Linked DNA regions of Homo sapiens: region 1 is linked to region 2. The links are chromatin loops, found by intact Hi-C in ENCODE. Cell type or tissue: Caco-2. All regions are shown on one strand. Links, peaks and the distances in the headings refer to the core of each region. The heading gives the core; the rest is flanking DNA. Region 1 overlaps LOC105370003 (a long non-coding RNA gene). Region 2 overlaps LOC105370003 (a long non-coding RNA gene).

Region 1 (15,471 bases), core at 2,615-10,614, 52 kb after region 2:
ATGCGGGTTCCAGAACAATATGGAGGATGGGGGATGGGGACAGAAACAGATGAGTGAGAGGGAAAGGTAGGAGGGTGGAGGAATAGTCCAGAAAAGAGCATTAGAACTAAGAGGAGCCAAGTGTATTGGCTGAGGGTCTTGGCCCTGGGACCAGTAGTATGTCTGCATCTATATCAAAGTTTGTGCACTTAGTATAATGGCTGTGTGGCTTTGAGCAAGTTACTTAAGCTTCCCTAGTCTCAGTTTCCTCATCTGCAAAATAGCTCTAACAATGGTACTTATGCCACTGAGTCATTTGAGAACTGAGATAATTCATGTAAAATGCTCTATGAAATATGTCATAATTTATGAATGTGATAGTCTATAATTCATGTAAAACTACTCTTGAACAGTGCTTGACATGTAGAAAGTGCTCTGTTAGCTGGTGTCCTTATGGTAGCTGGTAGCAGGACAGATAGATTGCAATACATTCCTAATAGAGACAGCATGGCCAACTGGTGAAGCATGGTGGTGGGGACATCAACATGATTTTGCATGACTGGGTGGGTGATGGTTCATCTGGCCCAGATGTGAAAGGTTAGATGGACAACAACCTTGAGAGAAGACTGGACAATTGGATGTGAGCCTCGTTGACCCCTTGTGACCTCCTAGCTCCATGTCCCCAACAGTGGGTAAGGGACTTCTCTGTGCTCAACAAGTCCAGGGTCTGGCTTGGCTGGGCTTGGCCTTAAGAGTTACTCAGAGTCAGGATACATATACCCTCTGCCATCTCTCTCCTTCATGCACCAATTTGAAGAAGATTCCAGGCTCTAAGATGCTTGATTGTGGGAGACCTCAGGACAGTAGCCATTTCTACATTGGAAAATAAAAATGGGATTGCACCACCTTCTCTTTAAATCTTCCCTCGGGTCTCTTTGCTCTTATGATGCAAGCTGAGCTCCTTAGCACGGGCTTTGCTTTATGAGTTCCCCTGAATGCAGACACTGAGATGGAGTCTAGTGCACAAGATGTTTCTGGTATGTTCTTGGCATAAATCCTTGTGCAATGGCAGGGAAAGGAGCAGGAGTGAGTATGAACAGAAGTGAACAGGGATGCAGTTGACAACAGCCTTGGCCAGCCCCATGGGGAGCTTTGGAGCTAGAATGCTCTTCAGCATTGTCCCTCATTGGACTCGGATGGCCAGATCTTTATATTTCCACATGAATCATTCATGGGATGTGGGTCTCTTTGAGAAGGGGTGTGGCTGCAAAGCTGCTCTCTGCTACTGGGGGACTCCTTGAAGGGGTTGATTGATGAAGGCCAACTGCTGACAGTGCTCTCAGCAGCCAGAGCACATTTTTTCTTAAAGAGGGATCTAGGTGTATCTCTCTGTCCACTTCAATGGCCTGCTAGACCCTCCTTGATCTGGGCCTAAAGAACTCCCAGTCTTTTCTCACCTAATTGACTTTTCTCTCTGATTCAGCCACCCTAACCTCTTTTCATTGCCTCAAGTGCCACATGATGTTTTGTGCCACAGGGCTTTTGCTCATGCTCTGTCTGAGATGATCTTTCTACCTGTTTTAATCTGACTGATACCCACTTGTGTTTCCAGTCTCAATTCAAATGTTACTTTCTCTTGGAAGCCCTCCTTGAAACCTAGATAACATTCAGGATCCCCCATTGCATACCAGCATTGCCCGTTGGACTTTTCTTTCATCGTTTGCAGTTCCAGGTATATTCGTTTGAGTCTTTGCTTGGTAGCTCTTTTTCTTACTAGACTGAAAGCTCCATGAGGGTAGGGTTTGGGTTCCTGGCCCATTGAGACAATCAAAACTGATTAATTTCCTCTTCTCTCTTCTCTGGGCAATGGAATACCTCATTCTTTGACATATTTCTTATTTTGATTAAAAAATGCATTTATAGGCATTAATATTTAAAACTTCCACCATAAGGACACCAAGCTGGAGGACAAGTCTCATTGTTTATCCTTTCAGCCACAAGTTGCAAAATATTTTTTAAAACCGCTTTAGCAAAAGGCAGACCTAACTTTAAATCCTCCGTCTGCCACTTGATAGCTATGTGACCTTGGGTAAGCTACTTCACTTCTCTGAGCCCCTGTTTTCTCATATGAAAATTGCCCCCTCTTAGGATAAAATGGGACATTGTCCACAGCCCAGCATAATACCTGGCACAAAGCAGGTGCTTGATGAATATTACTTGCTCCTCTTCCCAGAAGCAGGGGATTCAATTACTGCCCCAGTGGCTGTCTGTCAAGAACAGCAGCAGGAGACCAGTTTCAGACAAACATGCTGGCTTAATTGCCTCACCCTTCTTGCTGCTGACCTCACTGGGGCCAAGGCTTGTTTGCCTTGGAAGATGTGCTGATGGCTCCCAAGGTGGTTTGTTTAACTGATGGCCTTTGAGGGCTGGGGCAAGGGATCAGGAGACCCAGAGGCTCCTGGTCAGGTCAAAGGGTTTGACAGACAAATTGGGACAGAAGTCTAGTGATGCATTGATTGAAAGTGGAGTGACTTGTTAATCTCTGTTGATTTTGGAAAGATGGCTCTATGTGCCACCTATGAAGACAGGTGGGGCTTTTTCATTCCTTGGTGATGGCTTGGGTATTTAAACACTCCGGACAGGAGGATGTGCATTTATGAAGGAGGCAATTTTAGGCAGTGATTTTCCAGGCCCAAAGAGTCCCTGGCATCACATTCCCACTGTTCTAGATGTTGGATGGCAGATGTTGGTAATGGGGCATCACACCTGGTGCCCTGAGAGCCACATAACCTCTTCCTTCTTATTCATCACCTTGATGAATTACTATCTGTTGGACTCCCATGGTGAACTAAGCACTAAGATCTAGAATGGGTTGCAGTTGGGTTCACTAATCACATTTGGTGTGTCTCTCACAAGCAACATGCAAATCGAATGATAATGTTTAATGTATCCAAGGAGTTTATTATTAAAATGAATCTTATGGGAAATTCTATAATAATCTATTAATTATTTTGCTAAGTAATCATCTTTATAATTTGTTAACTGTGTAAATGTATCCGTTGGTCATCATCCGTCTATCTACCCACCCTTTCACTCATTAACTTACTCATGCACTCACTTCTTTGTATGTTCATTCATTCATTCATTCACTCATTCATTCATTCACCATTTTATCTGTATAGTCATTCATCTATTTCTCCATATGTTTAAGTATCTATCCATCTACCCAGCTATCTACTCACTTTTTTTTTTTTTGAGATAGAGTCTCACTCTATTGCTCAGGCTGGAGTGCAGCAGTGGTGTATGATCTCAGCTCACTGCAACCTCTGCCTCTAGGTTCAAGTGATTCTCCTGCCTCAGCCTCTGGAGTAGCTGGGACTACAGTCATGTGCCACAACGCCTGGCTATTTTTTTTTTTTTTTGTATTTGTGGTAGAGATGGGGGTTTGCCATATTGGCCAGAGTGGTCTCAAACTCCTGGCCTCAAGTGACCTGCCCACCTCAGCCTCCCAAAGTGCTGGGATTGCAGGTGTGAGCCACTATGCCCAGCCCTATCTATCTACTTTAAATCCATCCATCCATGCATTTATACATACATCTATCCTTCTGTTTTTCTAACCACCAACCCATTTATCTATTTATCCACCCAAAGTCTGTCTATTCATTCATTCTTTTTTCTCATTTTAAAATTTATTTATTTATTTTTGTACTTTTATAACTTTAGGGAGTACAAGTGAATTCTTGATACATGGATAGACTGTGTAGTGGTGAAGTCTGGGCTTTCCGTATAGCCATCACACCAATAGTGTACCTTGTACCCATTAGATAACTTTTTGTTCCTCACCACAGTCCTACCCTCCCACTATTCCCAACTCCAGTGTCTATTATTCCACTGTCTGTCCCCGTGCATACACATTATTTAGTTCCTACTTATGAGTGAGAGCATGTGATATTTGACTTTCTCCTTCTGAGTTATTTCACTTAAGATAATGGCCTCCGGTTCCATCTGTGTTGCTGCAAAAGGCATGATTTCATTATTTTTATGGCTATGTAGTATGCCATGGTGTGTGTGTGTATGTATTACTTTATATATAATATATATATAACTTTATATATATTATAATGTAGTACATTATATATAGTAATATTATATATTAAAAGGTTATAATTATATGTACTATATATTATAGTACTATAGGTAAAGTATCATATATATGTGTATGTGTGTGTATATATATAATGTGCTACATTTTCTTTATCCAATCATCCATTGACAGACACTTGGGTTGACTCCATATCTTTGCTATTATGAGTAGTGCTGCAATAAACATTCAAGTACTGGTGTAATAATTTCTTTTCTTTCGGATAGATACCTCATTCATTCCTTTCAAATTAATTATTCCTTCAGCAGGCTTTTACTGAGTACTCTCCCTGTCTCTAGTTCTATTCTAGGCACTAGAAAGATAAGTCCCTGGCTTTCCAGAAGCCCATGGTCTCATGGTAGAAACCAATATATAACTAGACAATTATCATCCAGCAAGACAAGGGAGAATCAGGATTTCATAAGGTTAGACATACCTTTATGTTCAGTAAATGTCAGTGAATTCTCCAACTCCCCAGGTGTCTTAGGAAAAACCCTCTTTACTTTTAAGATGAGATGGACGGAGCATGTGAAGCTAAGGGTAGATGCCAAGTTAACCCTTCACTTTTCAAAGTCTTTCACTCCTTTTGCAAATATCTGTCAGGTTTTCAACCCTTTCCTTCTTTCAAGCAATCTCACTTCTAGAAATCAGCTTGGAAATAACCCAAGTATCCAACTACAGAAAACTTTCCATACGTTATGGTACTGCTAAACAATGGAGCACTGTGCAGCTTCTGAAATGCACAAGGTAGAAGTTTATGAACGGATATGGAAAAGAACTCAAGATGTATGTTTAAATAAAGAAAATGAAGCCCCAAACAGTGTGTCTAGTACAATCACTCTGCGAGGGTTATGTGGGATGACACAGAAGTGACCAGTTTCTCCCCTGTTTGTAATAGATCATTTTTAAATTTTTGGCTGCAAAGAGAAACTTTCTGGAAAGGTCAGCTTTTACTTGCTTTTGCACTCCCAAAAAGCTAGAACAGTGTCTGGTGTGTAGTAGGCACTCCATAAATATTTGTTGAATGGATCAATGAATGCATGATTGAACAACAAACTCTTGTTTTTTTGGGAGATATGGAGTTAAAGGTTTTATTAGGGACTTTTGACTTTCATTATATTATATAAAATATATGAAATGTTTCTTTATAAAACTTTTAAAATTTAAAAACAAAGTGGAAAAAAAATATCCCTGAAAGGCTTCAACCCTCCTGCTCTCCAGGAAGGGATTGTACAGTTGGGTGACATGCCTCTGCTTATCCAAACTGTTTCTCATGTCTAATTAGAGAAGGGGGCCTTCTGTGTTTTAAGCTTCCTCTCTCCCAGGGGGGAAATGCCCGACCTGTCGGAGAAAACAAACAGCAGCCTGTGTGTGTGTGTGTGTTCCTGCCCAAGCGCTTGGGCCTGTAAAACCTGGACCCCCTTTCTGGGGTAGGAACCTACGTTAGGGAGCTGTTGACAGTCCCTCCGTGTGACCTCTTGCACAATTCCAGGGACAGCTCAGCAGCTTAGAAAAAGGAAGAAAACAAACAAAAACATAGGCTGAGTCTGTTTGTTCTGAGGAAACTAAGAGAGGTGTTTGACAGTCAGTAAATGCCAGCTTGGCTGTTGCTTTTAATCTGTAACATGGGAGGCAGAGGTGGGGTTGGGAGGGAGGAGGAGGACAAAGGGGGAAATGTGGAGAAAGGAAGGGCAGTGCTGGGCAGGGGCTCCCTCAATGATGAGTGCAGGCAAAGTGGGTTACATTGGACTGGTTAGGGGACTTCTGAGGGAGCTGAACTGGGACTTATCCTGGGAGTTTGTAGGTGGCAGGGACTGGGTCTCAATCATTTATTCATTCACTTCTCTATTTATTCATTCATCTCATTTTTCAGTCCTTCACTCCTCCCTGCCTCCCTCCCCACTCCCTCCCTCCCTTCCTCCCTCCCTTCCTTCCTTCCTTCCTCTCTCTCTCCCTCCCTCCTCCTCTTTTTCCTCCCTCCCTCCTTCTTTCCTTTCTCCCTCCTTCCTTCCTTCCTTCCCTCCCTTTTCCTCCCTCTTTCCTTCCTTCTTTACTCTCCACTTTCATTTCTTCCTTTTTTCCTTTCTTCCTTCCTCTTTCCTTTCTCCCTCTTTCCTCCCTCCCTGTTTCCTGTCTCCCTCCTTCCTCTCCCTTCCTTCCTCCCTTCCATTCCTCCTTCTTTCCTGACTCCCCCCCTCCCTCCTTTCTTTCTCCCCTCTCTTTCTCTCTCTCCTTCCCTCCTCCCTTCCTCCTTCTCTCCTCCCTTCCTCCTTCCTTTCTTTCTTCCTTCTTTTCTTTTTTCTCTCTCTTTACAACTACTTACTGAGTGCCCACTACATGCAAAAAGCTCTTCTGTGTGCTGAGGAATGTGACAGTGAATAAATCATTTAAAGACTCTGCTCTCATGATGCTTCCAATAGGTTGTAGAGACACAAGCAAGTTTGTTAAGCAGTTTTAAATGCTAAGATGAAAAATAAAGTTGGATAAGGACAAGGCATCCTGATCGGGGGCTGTTTTAGTAACAAAAATCAGGGACCATTTTTGGACATTTCAAGAGAGATGTGATTGAAGTGAAGGAAAGAACCATGTAGTTCTCAGGGGAAAGCATTCTGGAGAGAGTGAAGAGAAAATGCAAAGGTGAGAAGTGCCTGGGGTATCTGAGGAGGAGCAAGTTGTTCAGTGTGGCTGGAGCAGAGAAAGCAGGGGCAAGGTGTGAGGTAATGGGGTCAGGGAGGTGAGCAAAGGACGGATCCCATAGGGCTTTGCAAGCTATGGTGTGGGTTTTATTGTAATTTGACCTCAGGTCATTGGAGGCATTAAGCAGGGTGAGGGTATAATACGGCTTACATTACTGTAACAGACATCTTGCTTGCCTTGTGAAGGACAGAACATAGCGGGGCACAAGCAGAAGCAGAGAGAACATCTAGGAGGCTGTTGTGATTGTCCAGATGAGAGATCATGACGCTCAGGGCCAGAGGGGTCGTGGTAGAGGTGATAGGATGCGGAAGGATTCTGTGTATACTTTGAAGGGAGAATCAATAGGATTTGCTGATGGTTTGGGTGTGCATTGAGAAAGACAGGAATCAAGGATGAAACCAAGGATTTGTGCTGAAGCAACCAACTCAATGGCTTCTCTGTCTGCTGAGATAAGGAATACTGCATTGTTGACTCTGTACATGTACCTGGTATTTGCTCAGTTAATGTTTGCTGACCGACTGGATGAATGAATGAAAGCTATTTTGGAGAGGGGGTGGAGGGTTGGGGGATTGTCTTAGAATTTCTGATACATTCAACAAACATTGATCGATTGTCTACTATGTGTTAGATTCTGTGCTCAGTGCTGTGAAATATATCAATTCATTCAACAGACATTCAGTGAGTTTTCTGATTTTAGGAGCTGGAAGAAATATAAGGGAATAAGATAGATATGATTAAGCCTCTATAAGGACTCACTTCTAGATAGGGAGGCAGGTGTTAGACATGTAAAGAAACAAGCAAAACATTTCCCAGCTGTATTATCAAACAATAAAATAATAAAGGAGAATAAATAAAAATAGTGTCCAGGGAAGGCATCTCTAAGGGGGAAACATATAATCTGAACCTGGAAAATGAGAACAGCTGAGTCACATGTAGAAAAGAGAAAAAGTCATCCAGGCAGAAAGAATAGACAGCTCAAAAGACCTGGGACAGAAATGAGCCTAAATACATAGCTCCCAAGGCAGAAAAAAAATTGCGTGGCTTGAGGTTAGTGAATGGGGCAGAATGACATGAGATAAGGCTACAGATGAAGGCAGGTGCCAGATATAATGATGAACAAGACAGAGACCTTGCCTGCAAAGACTTACAGGCCGCTAGAGGAGTCAAAGGGTAGACAAAAATGATGAATAAAAGAAAGAACTTGCCAAAGGACCTACAAGGTGGCCTTGATATTAGAGCTAAGTCTATGCGTAAGGTCTTGGTTCACACAAAGGTACGGAAGACACATTCAGTTCCTTCTAATCTTCCTCTCACTCAGCATCATAATAACATTTCTGAAATCAGAGCAGGTCTACATGGCAAAGAAGGAAAAGACGTTCCAGTGTGGTTATCCTGAAGCTACGCGAGTGTTTCAGACCAAATCCCCAGAACTACAAGCCTCAGGGAAACACATGCCAGGCTGTACAGGATCCTACGTGCAGTCCTGAGGGGACCCACTGTGCTGAAGACTGATGCATTATTGGTTTTTACTCCAGTCTTAAACATCTACTACAAGTTAAAATGCTCTTTTCCTTCTTTCTTTATTTTTTTTTTCTTGATTGTGAGCCTATGGGGTTCCAGAAAGTAGTATTCATTCATTCAAGAAATATTCATTGAAGGCCAGCTCTCTTCCAAGTACTATGCTTTGTGCAAAGGAGACTCAGTCTTCCCTTGTGGAGTATGCACTCTAATGAGATCAAATGTCATTAAAGAGGTCAGCAAAATAATTTGCATAAAGGGTCATGGCAAGAAGTTCGGGGCTAGAGGAAGCACCTAGCCATGGAACATCAGGGCAGGCTTCTCAGAGGCAGTGGCATCTATTCTGAGATCTGGAGAGGGGGCAAATAAAGGTAGCTAGATGAAGTGGGGTGAGCAGCGTGAAAAGTAATCCAGCCAGAGGAGATGGATATTAAACAGCCATTCATTCTTTTGAGTATTCCAATATGTGATGATTCAAAACTCTATCCTAAACCATATCACACTCCAAACAGAAGCTGCCATAACTGGCAAAACGGCAAGTGTGAGGTTTGGGGTCAGCTGGGCCTTGGGTCATATCTCAGTTCTTTCAGTTACTCTCTGTGTGAACTTGGCCAGACCATATCACCTCCCAGGGACTCAGTTACCTTGTCTTTTAAACGGGGGTATTAACGTCATTCTACTCTCAGGTTTGTAGGGATATAATAAGTTGGCCCATGTAATGGGCCCAGTGAAATACTGGACACATAGTAAGTGCTCAAAACATCATAGCTATTTTTCTTGTGCAGGAATAAATTGGCACTATAAAAGAACAGGCTGAATCTATTAAAGTTGAACATGTGTCTTTCTCCGATGCAACAATTGCACACCAACGTGGAAAATCTCATGGAAATGTATGTGCTCATATGGTCATTAAAAAACATATAACAGAATATTCATAGTAGCACTATTTATAGTAGCCCAATCTGGGAACTGCCCTGATGCCCATCTAGAGTAGAACAGATAAACAATGGTAGATTCATGCACTGGAATAATACACCGCAATGACCATGAATAATCTTCAATTCACACAACAGCACGTGTGAATATCACAAACAGTGTTGACTAAACAAAGTCAAAGACAAAAGATGACATAGTGTATGATTCTATTACATAAAGTGTGAAAACAGGTAAAAACCAATCTATGATTTTGGAAGTCAGGATAAGGGGTACCTTGTGGGAGGAGGTGTTAATAATAGGAGGGGGGATGAGAGGGACTTGTCGGGGGCTGGTAATGTGGTTTTTGGGTAATCTATGTGTCTGTTCTATGTTGTATTCCTTTTGGAAAATTTATCAAATTGTAAACTTATGATCTGTTCATTTTTTTTTACTTTTGGGATGTTATACTACTTCAATTAGAAATCTTAAAATATAGCTATTCACATAAGTATTCACATAAGTATATAAGTCAATGAAAGCTACCATTGTTCCGACATTTCAGGCTGGACTCTAGACCCCACTGGATGTTAATGTTGCTTTGTAGAATTTTTAGTCACATTTTTTCCTCAGCATTTTAGCCAACCAGTGGTCAGTGGCTACTCTTTCTGCTCACTGGTCTGAAAGCTGTGCCTGCTCTAATGACTTGTTCTTTCTTCTGGATTCTCTCTTGGATTTGATGGCTTTGGTCTTTAGCCAAATTGTAACTGACTTACCAGAGTTCTAATTTGGCTTTGTGGCTTTAAGAAGCTCTAAAGTTCTCATTTGGGTATCTGAAGGTGGATTATTTGGGCATGGGCTTTGTTGATTGAATTGCAATATTTTCTCTTGATTCTTTGAGTGAGGTAAGCTATGATGTGAATCATTGTTTCGTCCTCAGCCAAAACTTTGTGGGGGAAAATTAGCAAAAGCAAGAACTCACAACCGTATGCAATATTCTTCTAGCACCTCTGGACATCTCATAGGCAGTCTAGAGAAACAACAACATTTAGTCAGCAAAATGGCTCGTTAGCTCCTTCTCCATGTTTCCATTTTATGTTCCTAAAGATTGGGTTTATCTTTCATGGGCAGAGATATTCTATTTTTACTCTGGAAACATTGACCTCTGCTTTGCCTGTGCATTTTTTTTCACTCAACACAACTAAATGGGCTGAGGCTAGATGAACAATTTTACAGGAGTCTGAGCAGAAATAGTCACATCTCCCATTTACTGTATGCCAGGCACTAAGTGCTCTTTTTATAAGCTCATAACAAGAATCCCAAAACACAAGAACAATCACTGTCTATATTTAACAGATGAGGAAACTGAAGTTTAGGCAATTTCAGTAATTTGTCCAAGGTTGCCCTGGCAAAGAGCTAAAATGGGATTCTCACTGCATTTTGATTCTTACACCCTTGATCTTAACTATAACACAATTCAACATTTTTAGAATTCACCCAATTTCTTGGCATCCAATTTTCCTCATCTGAAGAATGGGGCTGATTAGACTCCTCTTTCAGGGTTATTGTCAGGATCAAAGGAAACAAGGCACTTCTAAAAGGTAAGTGGTTCTTGTTCCTACATAAATTAGTTCTAAAGCAATACTTCCCATCACTTACTAAGCTGTGTAAGCCAAGTCCTTTCCCTTGCACAATTCCAACCTCAGGGTATTCATCTAAGAATGTTTCTTAGGTGGTATAGAGGTCCTGGTGTGAAGGAGAAAGACCAGAAAACTGCTGGGACTGAAGAGAATGTAATCTTTAGTAGCCCTGCTGAATTCATCCATAGGTAAATTCCTCCAAAGAGAGGTTCAGCCAATTTCCAGAGGAATGATAAGGAAAGTTGGCTCTTTCTGAAATATTGAGTGCATCCTGTCACTCTTTGGCTTAAAAGAGTTCATCATTAATTCATTCATCTAATGATTATCAAATATTAAGATTTGGTAAGACATAATAATAGTAAAGCACTTACATTCTAAGCTGTGCCCTAGGTAATTTACAAATATTTACTCACTTAATCCTCCCAACAGCTATACAATATGAGGTTGGATATAAATATGTGCTTTGATTATATGACTTGAATCTAGACAGTCTGGCTCCAGAGTCTGTGTTTCTAATCACTGCACTATACTGTCCTTCAGTCTGCTGTGATCTGTTACCAGCTATTACCTGGAATGATATCTCCCTAGTGGGGATGGGTAACCCTGGGTTGGAGTGACATTTATCACTATTGCAACATGTCTACCAAACATTACACACACCAAACATTTTCTGCGAATACAAGAAAGGGTCTTACAAGCTATGTAAAGGCATTTGGATGCTCCCTCCAGATTGGAGACCACACCTCTTCATGTGAACACGCATATTTATCCCAATATTGAAGGGATTGTACCTTTCTCTCTACCCATGTAGACTGATATGCTTTGAGGACAGGGTAGCATGATGTTTAAAGCTGTATCCCCTACTCTGTCAACTTTGAATGAATGGATGCATAAATGAATGAATTGTGTCTTTTCTCTTTCTTCCTGCCTACCCCACTTGTACACTATGTGCTCACCATGTTGAAGTTTATCTTTTTCATAGCTCATAATTTTTGAGTACTTACCAACTGCCAGGTGCTGTGATAGGTGCTTATCCCACAGAATCTTCATGATAACTACCATGGTTTCAATGATGGTGTCCCCTCTAAAATTTATGTTGAAACTTAATCCCCAGTGCAAGAGTATTAGGTGTGGCCTTTGGCAGGTGATTAAGTCACCATGAATGAGATTAGCATCCTTATAAAAGGGGTCAAGGTTGAAAGAAACACCTTGTGGCCCTTCCATCCTTTGCCATGTGAAGACATAGCATTCATCCTTTTTGGAAGATGCAGCAGTGAGGTGCCATCTTGGAAGAGGAAATAGGGTTCTCACCAGACACCAAAACTGCCTGCTTGATCTAGGACTTCCCAGCCCCCAGAACTGTGAGGAATAAGCTTCTGTTTCTTATAATGACCTAGTCTGTGGTATTTTGGTATAGCAGCACAATTGGATCAAGACAATAACCCTGGGAGGCTTGTAGTTGTATTAGCCCCATTTTAGAGAGAGGGAAACTGAGAAGCAGAGAAGATAAGTAATGTGTTTATAACAGGTAGGCCCAGGAGTCCCCATGGTTTTCCTGGCTGTGCCATACCATTTCACACACCCTGCCTTCGCTCAGGCTGCTTCCTCTGCTTGAAGCACCTTGTTCCTCACCCATCCTGTTAGCTGGGCGCACACCTCCCCAATTTTTCCAAGGCTCAGATAAAGGCTCTCTTTTTCTATGGATTCTTTTAAGCTCTTCTCAAGGAGAAATGTTCATTCTCTCTTTGGTGCCCCCACTATTTTTATTAACACTTCTTTTCCTTTTCCTTTTAGCCATGTAATAACTCAAGCACACAGAAAAATACATACAGAGAATAAATGTCACAAACACCTATAGATAGACATTTAATGAACATTATTTTCTCATACTTTTTTCAGTTTTTTTAAAAAAATAAACTTTGTATGTACTTTCTCAAAGGGAGGAGGATTTTTTTCTTGGGCAAGGATGATCTACAAGGGCAAAAGAAAAGTAGATGAAAAGTAGTTGAAGGGAAAACTTGCTTTATTACACTGATAATTATGAAAATAGGTCATAAAATCTCACTAACCTGAAATAACAGTGAGACTTTACATGTCATAAAAATTAGTGGGAAGTACCAATTATTAAATGTTATAAATTTGAAAGCAGTTATAATCTAAAAGTTCATTTCTTTTGACCTAGGAATGCTTCAGTTAGAAATTTGTCTTGCTAAATAATCACAGATGGCTACAACAGTTTACTCTCAAGGAAGTTCATTGCAGTGTTGTGTAGAACAGTTAAAAAAATGGAAACAACTAAAATGCATAAGAGTAAAGAGGCTGATTATAAAAATCACAGTTTATTCTTACAATAAAATTATATGCAGCCAATAAAATGTATGCTGCTGAAGAATTCTAAATGTAATAAAAAGTTATTCATGATACAGTAAATTCAGATGGCAGAATAAAGAGTACAATACCAATTTTATGAAAAAGACACTAATAAATGTTTGTATCTATAGCTATGTTTACAAGTTTGTAATTAATTATATACAACTATACCAATATCTGGGTGACAGAATTATGTGTAATTTTTTCTCTCCGATGCTCCTGTATTTTATAACAATCATCTTTGTAATTTAAAAATAAGTTATTTAAAATGGAAAATATTAATAGTATAGACAAAATAATTACATTATTTTAATGCATTGTACATCTTACATGCTCAGCAGCAAATGAGTCTTGGTAAGTACAAAGAACTATCTATATCAAAATTACTTTCCAAAATGGCCTTTGTTAAAAATGCGTGAGATCAGAAGGTCTCGGATGGTGGCTTATTTCCCAAATGTGTTGTTCCTAACCTGACAGGTATGCTGTTGAATTCTGTGAAGTTCATCTGAAGGATGAACTTAAATGTGATTTGATGATCCCTGCCCATCCTGTAAAACTGGAATCTGAATATTCTTTTAAGAGGGTGGGGGCTTTGTGATCAGTTATGCACAACTGGCAGGGTGGGGATGTGTCTAGGATCTGGCTTAGGTGGGCACTCATGCTTGGCTGTAGAGTAAAATGCTGGAGCAACTGGGAAATAAGGAAGTGGCTGAGATACAGGAAAAGGGAAATGCAGGGCCTACCAGGGCAGCAATAGATGTGTTTCCCACAGGGCCTTCATCAGCGCAGGAAACAGAGGCAAAGATATTGTTGTGAGGCACAGATGGGGGCCTCAAGTATATTGTTCCAGGTGTGTGGCCTGTGATCATCGGGGACAGAAAGGAGAGGTCTTAGGCTGTGTCAGAATGAGAATGGCCTTGGTGGCCCATGAGCATTGGGACCAAGGGACATTCTAGTGGAGATCTGAAATAGGTCACTTCTCACTTCCAGGATCCAAGTTCCTCTGAGACCTTGTAGCCCAAGGAAATTAGACTGGGCATTGGAATCAGACACACCAGCCTTTAAGCACTACCACAGGCTCTCTGTCTCTCTGAGCCACAGTTTGCTCATTTGCAAAATGAGTAAAATAGGACCTAACTGTCAGGGTGGTTGTTAAGATTAATGGAGATACTAGGGTTAACATGTTTACTGCAGTGCGTTTTCAAATTAAACTCTCAGTATACAACATATGCTTTCCTTGAAAGCACAGCAGGACAATCCATTACTCACGGTACAATATATTTTGCAAAAAAAAAATTACCCTCAGGTATAACAATGTATCTGGGTTTATGATGACTATCCTCTACACCTCTTTCTTTTGATTTGTGTAAATTGCCTGAAAACCAGCCTACCTGTGAAAGGTATTGAAATGTTGTTAATGTATGGATTTGAGAATTGAGGAAATCATTTCAGATTCATGGGGTCAGTTCCTCTAATGCGATATGATAACGTATTTCAATAAATTTGTGGGGATGTGAAGGAAAAAAGCCACCATTATCAAAACACTACTTTCATCATTACCTTTACCACCACCATTTTTATCACCACGTCCATCACCACCACAAAGAGCAAGACCATCACCACCACCACCAGCATTAACCCATCAACACAACCACTATTGACCTTGTTAATAATAATGGCCTTCATATCTTTGCCAACACCACCGTCATCACCATCACCACCACTACCAACAATAACAACATAAAGAAAACCAGGAAACCTCACTTTTCTGTCCTGAAGATAATTCTTAACCATATTTAAGGCACTGTGCTAGGTGGCAGGGAATTAAGGATGAGTAATAATGGTCTCTGTCTTCAAAGGTCTCACTGTCAAGTGTATAAAGCTAAAATGGGTGCTTTTATAGGGGCGAGTTACTAGTGCCTAGATGGAGAGTCAATGCATAACTGGTTGGGGGTGGGAATAGATGAATGTGGTCCATTTCGATAGAAGAGGTAGAATTTTAGAAAGTCCCTAAAAGATGTTAAATTTCCCCTTGACCAGAAATGGCAAATGGGATGTTCCTACTCCATATCTTTCGCCCGTGGTAGACATCCATAAACCACCACAGCTCACTTTACAGCTGAGCCTGAAGGTGGTGTATCCACCTCAATACAGTGCTAAGGGCAGCCCAACCAGCTACAATGAACTGGAGTTGGCTCTGAAGAGAAACAATTT
Region 2 (15,471 bases), core at 4,578-12,577:
TCCATCTGTCATCTATCTTTTTAAACTTTTTTATGTGTGTATGTTTGTATGTATGTATGTATGTATTTTTGAGACAGGATCTCACTCTGTTGCTCAGGCTGGAGTGCAGTGGTTTGATCACAGCTCACTGCAGCCTTGACTTCCTGGGCTCAAGTGATCCTCCCACCTCAGCCTCCCACATAGCTGAAATCATAGATGCTCACCACTATGCCCAGCTAATTTTCTTTTTTAAAAAATTTTTAGTAGAAACGAGGTCTTGCTATGTTGTCCAGCTTGGTCTCGAACTCCTGAGCTTAAGCAATCCTCCTACCTTGGCCTCCCAAAGTGTTGGGATTACAGGTGTGAGCCACTGCACCCAGCTTACCTATCTATATGTCTCTCTTATATTTATTAATTCCCTTTTCTTTACAACAGCTAATGTTTATTCATCTCTTATTATGTGCCAGCCACTGTGCTGAACACTTCTCATTTGAATGTCCTGAAAACCTAGGAGGAAAATGCTCTTTCCTCCTATTTTACATATGAGGAAACTGAGGCACAGAGTAGTCCACTGACACTATGACTAACGGTGGACAGGGCTGTCATCTGGACCTGGATGGGTCTGGGTTCTACAATGCCCTGCTGCCTCCAAGAGCTGCTTATTTTCTTTCTTTTTTTTTATTTAATTTAATTTATTTTATTTTTTTGAGATGGAGTCTCGCTCTGTCACCCTGGCTGGAGGGCAGTGGTGTGATCTTGGCTCACTGCAAGCTCTGCCTCCCGGGTTCACGCCATTCTCCTGCCTCAGCCTCCCAAGTAGCTGGGACTACAGGTGCCTGCCACCATGCCCAGCTTTTTTTTTTTTTTTTTTTTTTCGTATTTTTAGTAGAGACGGGATTTCACCATGTTAGCCAGGATGGTCTCGATCTCCTGACCTCGTGATCCACCCGCCTTGGCCTCCCAAAGTGCTGGGATTACAGGCGTGAGCCACCGCGCCCGGCCCCAAGAGCTGCTTATTTTCAAAATGTCATGAACATAGAAAGGCAGAAAGAAGAAAATAAAAGCCTACCATCTTTTTAGTAAGTTGAAGGATGCTTATTTTGATGTATGGGATTAATAATGACCATAGCTGATACTTATTGAGTTCCTGGTTAGTGCCAGGCATGGTGCAATGCTTCATAAGGTTATCACATTTAATTTATACATCGGGCCTCTAAGGTAGGTGCTATTACTGTCCTCATTTTGCAGATAGAGAGACAGACACTTCCAGTCTTTTTTGGGGGTCCCAGAGTGATGCCCTGACCTGAGACAAGATATCAGGTGAAAGTGCTTTATTTGGGAGTTAATCCTGGAGCACTGGGTGGGAAGTGAGCAGGTCACCTCTGCAGGAAACAGGGGCTCAATCCTCCCCAGGAACACTGAGAGTCAGTGCAGAGCAGGCACTGCAGAGAAGAGGCCAGTTCCTGTCCGTCAATGATTGAGGGCCACTGGGTGGAAGCACTGATTCAGGCCACTTCTTCCATGGCCTGTGCACAGGCAGAAAAAAACCTCAGGCTGAAGAGTCCAGGTGCTGACAGCTGTAAGTCTGACTACTTGCACTGAAATAGGAAAGTGAAATAGAAACATAAGACTCAGGGAGCTGGGGGCTGGGAGGGCACATGGCATTCACCACGCTCAGGTGGTTAACTTCCTTACTCAAGGCTTCACAGCTACTACCTGCAGCCAGGTTAAAAAGCCAAGTCTTTGCTTGTTTAAATAATCTGAGAGAGTGGATGGGAGTGTAAATTAGTTCAACCACTATGAAAAATAGCGTGGCGATTCCTAAAAGACCTAAAAAACAGAACTACCATTCGACCCAGCAATCCCATTACTGGGTATATACCCTAAGGAATATAAATTATTCTACCATAAAGACACATGCATACATACGTTCATTGCAGCACTATTCACAATAGCAAAGACATGGAATCAACCTAAATGCCCATCAGTGGTAGAGTGAATAAAGAAAATGTGGTACATACACACCATGGAATACTACGTAGCCGTAAAAAAGAAAAAGATCATGTCCTTTGTAGGAACATGGATGGAGCTGGAGGCCATTATCCCTAGCAAACTAACGCAGAAACGGAAAAGCAAATACTGCATATTCTCACTTGTAAGTGGGAGCTAAATGATGAGAATACATGGTCACAAGGAGGGGAACAACAAACTGTGGCCTACCAGAGACTGGAGTGTGGGAGGAGGGAGAAGATCAGGAAATATAACTAATGGGTACTAGGCTTAATACCTGGGTGGCAAAATAGTCTGTACAATAAACCCTCATGACACGAGTTTAGCTGTAGAACAAACCTGCACATATACCCCTGAACTTGAAAGTTTTTTTTTGTTTTTTTTTTTTTTCTTGAGATGGAGTCTTGCTCTGTCGCCCAGGCTGGAGTTCAGTGGCGTGATCTCGGCTCACTGCAAACTCTGCCTCCTGGGTTCACACCATTCTCCTGCCTCAGCCTCCCGAGTAGCTGGGACTACAGGCACCTGCCACCACGCCCAGCTAATTTTTTTTTTTTTTTTTTGTATTTTTAGTAGAGACTGGGTTTCACCGTGTTAGCCAGGATGGTCTCGATCTCCTGACCGTGATCCGCCCGCCTTGGCCTCCCAAGGTGCTGGGATTACAGGAGTGAGCCACCGCGCCCGAGCAAAATGAAAGTTTTTAACAGTTCCCCTTAACAAAAACAATCCGAGAGAAAACTCAGATTCCCTATTCCCTTGCCTTACTTGTCTTTCCCCAGTCATTCCTTATCCTCACCCTGCCCAGGTAAAATCCGTGGACCTCATCAACTTCAGCAATCCATGAAGGCTTGGCTTCTGGGAAATAGAAAACTGTATTTCATTTGTTGTTTTGTTTTTACCAATTTAGTGGATGGGTGGTGGGGGCTTGTCTGAGACACTAGTTCCTGTTGACTTCTGATTAAAAATGACTTCAACTCAGTTGCCTCCCTTCTATTGAAGGCTAGTGCATTACCATTAGTAAGAGTATTGACGTTTAAAAATGAGCCTGTTACTGAACCTATTTAACAGCTATTGAACTACCCATGTTTAAATATTTACTCTGCACGATTCCAACCTGTTGGTCCTTCTTTGCCTCTGACATTGGATAGATTGTCAGAACTTCCATCTCTGCAGCTTCCGTGAAAAGAACACTTCAAACATTATAATATTAATTGGTATGTTCAGGAGACTGGGTGTTTAAAGAAAGTGGATTTTGTGGGTAACTGAGATTTAACATAAAATCTGGATACCTGGCACATCCATCGTTTTGTGTGGGTAATCTTTGTATCTCATTTCTTCATTCATTCATTCATTTCGTGCCTACTATGTGCCAGGCACAGAGTAGTGAGCTAGGCCAGCCTAGAGAAGTCTATGAAACTACATATTTCCTTGTGTGTCTTGTGATCCATCATTTGAAATATCTCCTTTCATCCAACTTTGAAGATATAAGACAGAGTTTCCCAACTATCTGGGAGTCAGAGGTTGCTTTGAGAATGTGATGGAAGGCAATGAGATTTCTCATACGAGCTCATCATTTTGCCTCCATTTTCAGTATGGTTGGTTATTCATGGGTCTCTGGATTCTGGGAGTCAGGGAAAGAACATGTGGATGTTACTTCTGGAAGTTCTGTCTCTGTTTACTAAACTTCTAATAGGCAATCATTTTTCTCCCCATTTGTTTTCTAAAATTTGAGCAAGAAAAATGGTATCTCTTCATGGAAAGTTCTAGCCCTTTAGGAATTTATACTCTAAATGCTAGTTCTTTGTGTTTTCCAGCTAGTCATAAACTCACTTTTTTTTTTTGTTTTTTCCCCCCTTTTCCTATTTTTTCTTTAAAATTCATTTTTTCTTCTTTTTTAGAGACAGGGTCTGGCTATGTTGCTCAGGCTGGTCTTGAACTCCTGACCTCAAGGGATCCTCCTGCTCTGGCTTCCCAAGTAGTTAGGATTACAGGTAGGACAAGCTACTGTGCCCGGCTTCCATAAATTCACTTTATATGAACAGTAAAAATCTCCTTCTCTGCTTACAAGAAAACAACCTTACTTTATACTCATAGGACAAATACACAGAGATTCAAACCCTCTCTCATGATTTATGAACGTTTCTCTATAAAGGTAAGAAATGATCCCTATCAGCATTTAAACCTTGCTCAGAGTTTTGAATCACCACAACCCCTGCCAAGCCTGGTTCATTGCTAAAGCACTGGAACAATGGAACTAAGCCTATTTGATGGCAGTTTGACATCTGAAATTCTATTTCTAATTGTAAAATTTAAAAAGTTTAAGATCAATCTGTTTCTGATGCCATGTATAGTATATTTAACTTGTGGAAAGCTTATTAAAGTATATACCCATAATATTGTATTACATATGCTCACATATAATAGTTTCCATTATTAATCATTTAGTATATATTATTTTTTAAACGTTTATTTTAGGTTCAGAGGTACACGTGCAGGTTTGTTATATAGGTAAACTGTGTGTCACAAGGGTTTGGTGTACAGATTATTTCATCACCCAGGTAATAAACATGGTACCCGACAGATATTTATTCTTATCCTCTCCCTCCTGCCATCCTCCATCCTCAAGTAGGCCTCAGTGTCTGTTTTTCCCCTCTTTGTGTCCACTTTTTTTTTTTTTGAGACAGAGTCTCTCTCTGTGGCCCGGGCTGGAGTGCAGTGGCTCAATCTCGGCTCACTGCAAGCTCCGCCTCCTGGGTTCATGCCATTCTCCTGCCTCAGCCTCCCGATTAGCTGGAACTACATGCGCCCACCACCAGCCTGGCTAATTTTTTTGTATTTTTAGTGGAGATGGGATTTCACTGTGTTAGCCAGGATGGTCTCGATCTCCTGACCTCGTGATCTGCCTGCCTTGGCCCCCCAAAGTGCTGGGATTACAGGTGTTTTAATTGTTTAGCTTCCACTTATAAGTGAGAAAATGAAGTATTTCATTTCCTGTTCTTGTGTTAGTTTGCTTAGGATAATGGCCTCTAGCTCCATCCATGTTCTATGTAAAGGACATGATCTCATTCTTTTTTATGGCTGCATAGTATTCCGTGGTGTATATATACCACATTTTCTTTATCCAGTCTACTGTTGATGAGCATTTAGGTTGACTCTATGTCTTTGCTATTATGAACACTGTTGCAATGAACATACACATGCATGTGTCTTTATAGTAGAATGATTTATATTCCTTTGGGTATATACCCAGTAATGGGATTGCTGGGTTGAATGGTAATTCTATTTTAAGTTCTTTAAGAAATCGCCACACTGTGTTCCACAATGGCTGAACTAATTTATGCTCCCATACTTGCATTATTTCTTTTAATTCTTACAGCAGCACTATGAGGCAGGTATTGTTATGAGCCCATTTTTTAGAAGATGAAAAAGAAGTTGAGAGAGAATATTAATCCAAAGATACTTACATACACATTTTTATAGCAGCACAATTCGCAACTGCAAAAATGTGGCACCAACAGAAATGCCCATCAATCAACAAGTAGATAAAGAAATTGTGGCATGTGTGTGTATGTGTATATACATACACATATATACACATATGTAGTGTGTATATACATACACATATATACACATATACATATATACACATATATATACATATAAAGAAATTGTGGTATGTGTGTGTATGTATATATATATGTGTATATATGTGTGTGTATGTGTATATATATATGTGTATATATATACACATACACACACAATGGAATACTACTTGGCCATAAAAACGCATGAATTAATGGCATTTGCAGCAACCTAGATGGGATTGGAGACTATTATTCTAAGTGAAGTAACTCAGGAATGGAAAACCAAACATCGTACGTTCTCACTCATAGGTGGGAGCTAAGCTATGAGGACGCAAAGGCATAAGGATGACCCAATGGACTTTGGAGACTCAGGGGGAAAGAATGGGAAGGGGGTGAGGGATAAAAGGCTAGAAATTGGGTTCAGTGTATACTGCTCGGGTGATGGGTGCACCAAAATTTCACTAATCACCACTAAAGAAGTAACTCATGTAAACAAACACCACCTGTTCCCCCAAAACCTATGGAAATAAAAAAATAAAAATAAAATACTAATGTTTTAGGATAAAAGAAAAAGAAAAAGAAATCCAAGTAAAAGGTGGTGAAGCCAGGATTTGATCCAAAGGTCTCAAGCACCAAATCTCATTTGTTTAATATCATTTCCATTGCCCAGAGGCAACTTTTGTTAACATTTTGGTGTCTTTCTTTATTCTCGATCCTTAAAACTTATTTAAAACTATTTAATATTTTATTTTGTATTCTGCCTTTCATCCTAGCATCAGAAATCTTTCTTTTACATGTCAGTAAAAGCTTTCTAAATGTTTTTATTTGCTACTTAATTGCTAGCTAACCATTCTCCTACTAATGAACTTGTAGGGTCTTTCAAGTTTCTTGTATTATAAATAACACCGTGAAGGACATCTTTAAACATGAATATTTGTGTAGACTGATTTTGAAAATCAGGTTGTGGATCTGAGTTCGATATGTTTGTTTTTTTTTCTTTTTGTTTTTGGTAAGTCTTAGGGAGGGCAACATATTTTTCAGGTCAAAAATGAGTTTTTGAATTTTACCTTATCTCTGTCCTAAGCCAATTTCTCAAAGTCACACTCTTAAAGATATTGACTCATCTTCTTTTCTACATTGCCTAAGTGAGTTTTTAATTTTATAATGTTTGACAACTCAAATAATATTTTTGAAACATTTGAAGTATGGGCTATCTCATACCATCTATACATGTAGGGAATTGATGAGCACGAAACCCCAAGAAGTGGAATATTCAAATGAATTTGATGATTGGCCTTGGAGTGTGTTATATGGATTACCTTGTAGGTTGCATTCAGCTACTAATGAAGTGATTTCGTATTCTCCAAATATTTGCTGACTCCAAATGAATGAAGAATTTGAGAGATATTTGCTGTGTAGCAAAAGCAAGCCCATGTGGTGGTTCGTTTAAAATCCCAACTGTATTTTCTCTCTAATCATGTAACTTGTCACAGTGTATTATAGTTTCTGGTAGATTAATCTTTATTCTCCACTAGGTCAGGAATTTCAGGAAGCCATAAATGTATATCTGGTATACCGTGGCTGATAATATAATATCTGGCACATGGCCGGTATTCAGAAAATTGTGTTAGAAGGAAGCAAACAAGTGAGAAAGCCAGTCGTAAACAACCTTGCAAAAACAATTCTTGAGAAATGACTCTGCTTGTTCGGAACCATCATACACTGGAAAATTCTTAAACCTTCTTTTCAAGCATTATAAGAGATAACTTTTTAGAACCATAAGACTTGCAGAAAATGGCGAACTTAGGTGGCCTCTGGGGTCAGAACTTTGAGGACATGGCTGAAATGAGTTCAATCACTCTTTGAGTTATCAAAACTGCACTAATTCTAGGCTCACCCTGAGGAGGGGGGTTTCAATCTAATTGGGGGGAAATCTCTGCCTTGACAAAAAGTCACCTGTTTATATCTCATGGACTCTAAGAGGAACTGTCTCAGGCCATGAAATGCTGGCTGGACAAGCCCTTTCATGCCCCTTCACAGAGCGCTTTCTTTCGTTTTCGAATTCATACAATGTCACAATCCATACAGGATGATCTGGCCCAAACCCTTCACCTGCTAGAAGGGGACACTCTGGGGTCAGCCTCTTCTGTTCCGACTCAGATAGCATCTCTCGGCGCCAATTGTGCAATCATTGGCCTTGCGTGACTCCTCAGTTTGCTCTTCATCTTCTGCTCTCCTCACAGGCTATGAAGGACAAGAATTAATTTATGGTGCTATGAAATGCGCTGGGCTTATCAAGGGTTTTTATGGGTTAATATCCACAAGCTTCACCTCCCTTACCTTTGGTCCTGGAGATCATGTTTACAGTGCAGGTTTGAACTTAAGGGAAGGGGTTAGGTGAGGAAGAAGGCAATTAAAGGACTCACAGTCACCTGCTGGTCCGTTCAGAGCAGGTAAGACTTGCCTAGGTGTGGGCAGGGGGCCCTTCACCCAGAGCCCTATCTCTGGAGGAAGATAAATTCACAGTTAATAAAGATAAGGGCCTGAGAGAAATGCCATTAAGGACTACATTGCCAGCCCAGCCCAGCCGATCAAAGCCAACGGTGACTAATTCTCTTAATGGGAAATACCGGGGGTCAGAGAAGGTTTTGTGTCACAGGGTTGGTGAGGAAAACCAGCTTGGGCAGGCATGGCTTTGAACCCTACCTTCGTCACTTAACAGCCACGAGATCCTGAGCAAGTGTTTTTGCCTCTTTAAGCCTCAACCTGCAGGATCTCTCTTTCTTCTGTCTTAGGCCTCTTGACTGCATGAACTATAATGGTGTATGAAAAGCAACTGGTGCCATGCTGGGCACAGGATAGCTAATCAATAAATGTGAATTTCTCCCTTTACCCCCTTTCCCCTTTTCTTCCTTTGACGGTGCCTTTGAAAATAAACTCATTTGGAGGCTGGGCACGGTGGCTTATGCCTATAATCCCAGCAGTTTGGAAGGCCAAGGCAAGCGGATCACTAGAGGTCAGGAGTTCGAGACCAGCCTGGCCAAGATGGCAAAACCCCATCTCTACTAAAAATGCAAAAATTAGCCAGGTGTGGTGGTGCACGCCTATAATCCCAGCTACTCAGGAGGCTGAGGCAGGAGAATCGTTTGAACCCAGAAGGCGGAGGTTGCAGTGAGCCGAGATCACACCACTGCACTCCAGCCTGGGTGACAGAGAAAGACTTTGCCTCAAAACAAAACAAAACAAAACAAACTAAATTTATTTGGTTTGCTTGTATCCTTTCATTCATTAAGCCATTGATTGATGTGACAGACATATAAAGCACTTACTAAGTGCCAGAATCCAGGCTCAGCATAGAGCACATTTAAAATATCAGGTGCAAAATTTGTCCTTATGAAGCTATGGTCTAAAGAGGGGAAGAAACGTTAGTTCGGATAGCTACCACACATTGAACACTGACGACATGCAGTACTTTTCCTGTATTTACTCATTGAATCCTCATAACAACTCTCTGAAGTAGATACCATCATGATCCCATTTTATGGATGGAAAAACTGAGGCACAGGGTCATGAAGTAACTTACCCCAGATGCCACAATTAGTAAGTGTCAGAGTATAAGTGTACCCTGCAGCCCATGTGCAGAAAACTACTGGGGTGTTACAAGAAGATAACTATTAACCCTTTGCACTTGGCGATTTACCCATTTGGGGGCTGTTGGTGGAATTTGGCTAATTTGGTTGTCCACCCCCTTGCTAATCCAGAGCGTGTGGTCCGTGGCCTGGCAGCTTGGACATTCCCTGGGAGCTGGCAAGAAATACTGAATCTCAGGCCCCACCTCAGACCTGCTGAACCAGTCTCATTTTGACAAGGTTCCAGGGGATCTATGTGCCAGCTGGAATTTGAGAAGTGTTTGTTTATATGTCCAAACTGTCTTTCCACTGTATAATTAAAATAACAACTAAAAAGCCACCCAGGTAGTGCTATTGTATAGCCCCGAAGTCACTGGGTTGAGGAGACCTGTGAGATGCCCATAGGAAGTAGCCTGGGCACCCCTTAAGTGGCTTGACCCCACGTTTCTTCAACCCCCTTAAGACTCTGCTATCACCTACAGTGTCTTCCCTAACATCATCAGCAGGGTTCAAATGTTCCTTGGCATAGAATCTCCCGCAATGCTTCCTAAGCAGAGATGTTGACCTGCAGAACGTGCCCTGTTGTGGGCATGGGTGGGGTTAGGGTCAGTTTCTGGTCCACTCTCCAGCATCCTCATGGCCCTCATCATTATCTGCAATGACGTGAGTCATTCAACTGTTCACCTCTTCACCATAGAGTCATTCCATTAGATTGTCACTTTCATGGGGGCAGCTATTTACCTGGCTCAATTACCTCTTCATCCCAGCACCAGGAAGAGACCTGGCACATAGGAGGTGTTCAATAAATATTTATTGAATGAATGAATAAATGCAGAAACCTATTCTAAATCTTTTTTTTTTTTTTTTTTTTTTGAGACAAGGTCTCACCCTGTCACCCAGGCTGGAATGTAGTGGTGCACTCTCAACTCACTGCAACCTCCCCTTCTGGGACTCAAGCAATCCTTCTCTCTCAGCCTCCCGAGTAGCTGGGATTACAAGCATGTGCCACCATGTCTGGCTAATTTTTTCTATTTTTTGTAGAGATGCGGTTTTGTCTTGTTGCCCAGGCTGGTCTTGAATGCCTGGACTAAAGCAATCCTCCTGCATCAGTCTCCCCAAGTGCTGGGATTACAGGCGTGAGCCACTGCGCCTGGCCTAAACTTTTAAGTAAATAATTCCCAAACTTTAGTGATTGAATAATGATTAGAAATAAGTTATGTGTCACACCCTGCAACTGACCACAGCTCTTCAGGGTGCCTAAGAGGGCTGAGATTGGAGAACAGCCCAAACTTACCCATTATATTAATTTAGTACTGCTGCTGCAACAGAATTACCACAAATGCAGTGGCCTGAAACAATGCATATTTACAATTTTTTTTACAATTCCGGAGATAATAAGTTCTAAAATCAAGGTCTTGGCAGGGCTGCATCTCTTCTGGACACTTTAGACGAGAATCAGTTTCCTTGCTTTTTTCTTTTTTTCTCCTAGAGGCTGCTCACAGGCCTCGGCTCACGGCCCCCTTCTGTTCTTCAAAGCCAGTAGTTGCATTGCCCTGATCTCTGCTTGCCTTCACATCTCCTCTGTCTCTGCCTCTCCTGTTTCTTTCTTATGAAGACCCTTGTGATGACATTGGACCCTCCTGGGTAATCCAGCATAATCCCCTCATCTCAGGGTCCTTAGCTTAATCACATCTACGAGTCTCTTTTGCTATGTAAGGTCACATATTCCCAAATTCTGGGGATTCCAGGGATTAGGATGTGGAAGTCTTTGGGGTGGGGGTTGGGCATTATTCTGCCTACACTGACTTTACTGTCCACCCCAGAATAAAAGCGAGTTGAGGCTGGTATCTCCCTGGAGTGGTGTCTGCTATCTAGATCCATCATTGCTCATCTATCCCAGGCTTTTTCTGTGCGATGACTCTCTGGGTCTCTTCCATTTCATTTCCTCCAGGATCCTTCCTCCGTTTTATGCCACCTTTCTTGGTACTTTAGATTCTTAGGATATTCATGCTGAACAAATATTCATTTTTATTATCAATTTTTTTAGGACAGGGATATCCAACCTTTAGGATTTAGTGTTAATCACTAATTGTCAACTAACTGTCAATCACTAATGAATCAACTAAGATTGTCCACTTTGGATATGCCACCTTGACAGTAGCAGATTCCAAGGGTCATGGGATACATGATACTTATTACTTTCTGGTGATGGGTGATACTTATTTTGGTTTTTGTTTGTCTGTGTGACTTTCGTACCACCCATGAAGATAATTTGAATGCTCTTAGGAGGGTAACCAAACTAGACCAGGATCTTGGAACATCTGAGAATAAACCTGAAATCAATTCATCACATCTATTACATGAAGAAATGGTTTCTTTGGCTCCAAGCTCACAAGGTGGATCCCAAGGGGGAAACAGAAAGTGGCTTAAGAAAATAAACCCAGATCCATGGTCCGTGAATGGCGCCACCCAATGTCAAGAAGTGACAACCTGGTTGTGAGAAATATGTCTTGGTAGGCACCCTCTAGAGTCCAATGAGGATAAACTACAGCCCTGACTGAATCCAACAGAGAGCGTAGGACTAAGTACTGGCACCAAGGCCTTGCTCTCAAAGTCCTGTCATTCTAAAGTTCCAGAACTTTCTTTAACTTAGGCAGTGCTGTCAGGCAGAGGCTTTTGAAGGGCCAGGTGGGACCCGTGGAGAAGAGGTTAATTCTTATCACTCTTGGGTCATCTCTCCTCACATCTCTTTATAACTCGTGAGATACCTGGCTCCTGACTGACTGTGTCAAGGAGGGTGTGGCCCCCACGTCTGGGCCTCCCCTCTCCTGCTAGTGGGGCCATCATGTTCTGATTAGTATTAATAATTGATTTATATAGCACCTTTTACAAGCCTGCAAATACTGTCTGCAACCAGCCTGTGTGTGGACACACGCATCACTTCACTCTCAGATGATAAGCTGCCACCTCACGGGGTGGGCAGGAAGGTGTGGCGGGCGCCAGTCACCTCGGTGGCGCCAACGACGTGACAAGGAGACAGTTTGCTGGAGGAAGTAGGACAGCACCTTATCTCTGCTGGCTGGGGTGGGGGACTGGGCGGAGGTGATTCTGGGCTTGTAATTAATAACTTGAAGGGTTGGACTTGTGAGTACCCCAGGTCAGGAAAGCATCTTTTGGCATAGGATAGGGTTGCTTCATTACCCCATTATTTAGAAGAAAAAAACCCAAAACAAAACCCTGAGATGCTGATGGAATAAAAGAATGCCAATGGCAGAGATAGGGTAAAGCCAACACATCTGTGAGTCACATCAGCATGTAACCTGGGGCTGTATGCCTTTGTTTCCCCTGCCAAGCTGAAACAGATGGTGGAAGATGGTTATTCAAGGCTCACGTCATTGGTCGCCATATTGTATGGGGCTTGGGGTGCTCATCTTATATTTTGAGGTATCCTAAGTTAGTGTTTAAAGGAAGCTGAGGGTTTACAGGGCCCTCGTTTGAGCTTTGAGAAGTTCTGTCGTAAAGAAACTCATTAAATTTAATTTAGTTCGATATTTCCCAAACCTACTTGATGTGATCATTTTGATGAGGGTCTGCCTGTTAGAGTTCATTTAGGATCTTTACTTATGTTTTTGAGAAAAATCAGCATCATGTAGTTTAAAAAAATGAGTTCTGAATTAAGTCAATTTTCTGGTGGTCTCGAATGAGATCATTCATGTAGAGACAGGTTCTACAACTTACTAGGTGGGTAATCATGGGAAAGCCACAGACCTTCCTGTAACCTCAGTTTCCTCATTTATAATAGTATCCACTGCACAGGGATGAGGGACAGTGCCAGGCACATAGTATCTGCTCTGTAAAGATAAGCTATTTCTTATTTTATCATCATGAGGAGCATCAACATGTCCATCATCTTCATCGAATAGCAATGCTCTCTGAGGAGAAATGAAACATATTGGTAGATCAAACAACAACAACAACACCCAGTTTCCCAGAAAGGAGGGATGAGATACAGAGAAAAGTTTCCATGTTTGCTCAGATTCTAGTGTCCTATTCCTTGGGAGGTCAGTGGGTAGAATTCAGACCCACTTAGGAGTAAAGGCCAAGCTCAGGAATGAGTCAGAGCTCTTGAGTGGCCAAGTGGAAGGATTCAGAGACCAGGAATAAAGTAGGAATTCCCTAGGAAGCCATGCGATGGGGTGTGGACTGAGATGAGGAAGAATCTAGAACTTCGGCAGAAACATCTGAATTAGAACTTTTCAACTCCATTCCACCCAACCCTAGTCCATGTTCCATGAACAAAGGGTGGCATTACCAAGTCAATAGGGGGACGGCATCACATGCTTCCCCTCTCGGAGAGTCAGGAAATTGATCCGTGTAGTAAAAGCTTTGAGAAGTCTTGCAGTAAAGAAACTCATTACATTTAATTTAGTTCAATATTCCCCAAACCCATTTAATTCCTGGACTACCTCCTTTATTTTATTTTATTTTATTATTTCATAAAATAATACATATTTTTACCTAAACATACTTTGGGAGAGATTGATTTAGACCATGAGAATTTGGAAGAATTGTCTCTTCCAAAGCTGGAAAAAAAAGTAGAGATTTTAAAAATCGAATCTACGTGTTTTTAATGTATCCTACTTGAACATCTTTTTTTTGTTTGTTTGTTTGAACTTGTAAAGAGACTCACCACCACTTCTAAATTTTTGTGTTTGTGTTTCTGTTTGAAGTGTTGGTCTGGATTTTGCAGCTATTTTAAATGGCTTAAAGGATGAGGAGGGAGGAATAGCCATGTTCCCAATTTGCGATAATGTCAATACTATTTATAATCCTGTCGATGCTAGTCACAATAATGTGTTTTTATGATCATGTCAATACTATGTGTGATCATGCCAGTACAATAGTAGCAACAATTGTCATTGATGAGTGCCATTTATGAAGTCCTGTCTGTGTACCCTTCCCTACGCTAAGTAGGTGACATGTGTTATGTAGTTCTCCAAATAGGAAAATGAGGCTCAGAAGAGGTAGGTAGCTTGTCCAAAGTCATGTCACTAGAGAGTAGCAGAGCTAAATTTGAATCCAGAACCAACCCTAAGAACAAAGCCATGGCTCTCATGTTGCACCTCGCATGCAGTTGCTAATTCTTCCATCCTACCTCCATTCCGAATCCTCTCTGAGTGACTCAAGAGTCACTCATACCTAGTATAACTAGTATACCTAATAAGAGTCACTGATAACTAGTATCAGGAGCAAGAGCTGCTCTCAGTGATTGGAAGCTGCGGCTCAGGACCTAGAAGGCTGCTGAGTCACCAGCAGGCTGTGCTGTGGCAGAGGCAGCCTTAGGTGGGGTAGATGCATGCAGGTCTCAGGCTGCTAGGGCTCTGTCCTGTGGACCTTGTCCTTCGGGTGCCAGACACAGCTGTGTGTTGTCCGGGTGTCACTTTCATTTTCTGAGGCCCACACTTGCGGACACCCAGAGAGACTGTACATGTGCACCTTCTTGTTATGTACCCAGGAGGGGTACTAGCCACTCTGGTTTGCCCAGGACTGTCCTGGTTTTAGCACTGAGAGTCCTATGTCCTAGAAAACCCTTCAGGCTCTGGCACCCGGGGACAGTTGGTCACTCTAAATAGGTCCTTTGGTCTATATAGAGCCCTCAGGTGAGACTTGTCTAAAGGCAAAGAGAAGCTAAGTTCAGGGCCTTTAAAAATAAGCAGTTTCTGCAACAGAAAAATGCAGTAGAATGCAGGAAGGTCAATTCTGACTATCAAAAAACAAAAAAAAAAAAACAAAAAAACTCAAAAACCCTCATTGGAAAAATTAAAACAAAAATTTTTTTAAAAACCTCACCAAGTCTTCTTCATTGAATCCAGCACTTACTAATTCAATAAAAGTGCTTTTAAAATAATACTCTTCTACTCCTCTGTTACTCACTAAGTTGTGAGTGTTTAATGCATGCCATACTCCTTGCTCAGCCCCTGACGTACAGAACTTCATTGAATTTGTACAATTACCCCAAAAGGTAGGCATTATTATTATTATTATCTTTTTTTTTTTTTTTTTTGAGACAGAATCTTGCTCTGTCACCCAGGCTGAAATGCAGTGGCACAATCTCAGCTCACTGCAACCTCCGCCTCCCAGGTTCAAGCAATTTTTCTGCCTCAGCCTCCTGAGTAGCTGGGATTACAGGCACCCACCACCACACCTGGCTACTTTTTGTATTTTTAGTAGAGATGGGGTTTCACCATTTTGGTCAGGCTGGTCTCAAACTC

What was found. Peaks named below come from ENCODE experiments on the same cell type or tissue, not always from the same donor. Only the 100,000 strongest peaks of a DNase experiment are listed, where the experiment ranks them.
Region 1: a loop joins it to region 2, with 6 times the contacts of the local background. A loop is called at or near these places in 2 of 110 quality-filtered maps.

What each region holds. Positions count from the first base shown.
Region 1 is chr12:115,413,833-115,429,303 of GRCh38, reverse strand. All of the region lies in intron 2 of LOC105370003 (a long non-coding RNA gene), which reads left to right. Among named protein-coding and RNA genes, the nearest start is that of LINC02463, 460 kb to the left of the region's middle. In Caco-2, for the core only: no CTCF peak of the experiment used is centred there; DNase peaks (open chromatin) are centred at 5,667 and 7,115.
Region 2 is chr12:115,467,403-115,482,873 of GRCh38, reverse strand. The region is part of intron 2 of LOC105370003 (a long non-coding RNA gene); the gene reads left to right. Among named protein-coding and RNA genes, the nearest start is that of LINC02463, 410 kb to the left of the region's middle. RefSeq lists enhancers at 1,674-1,753, 7,417-8,616. In Caco-2, for the core only: no CTCF peak of the experiment used is centred there; DNase peaks (open chromatin) are centred at 7,743, 8,083 and 12,113.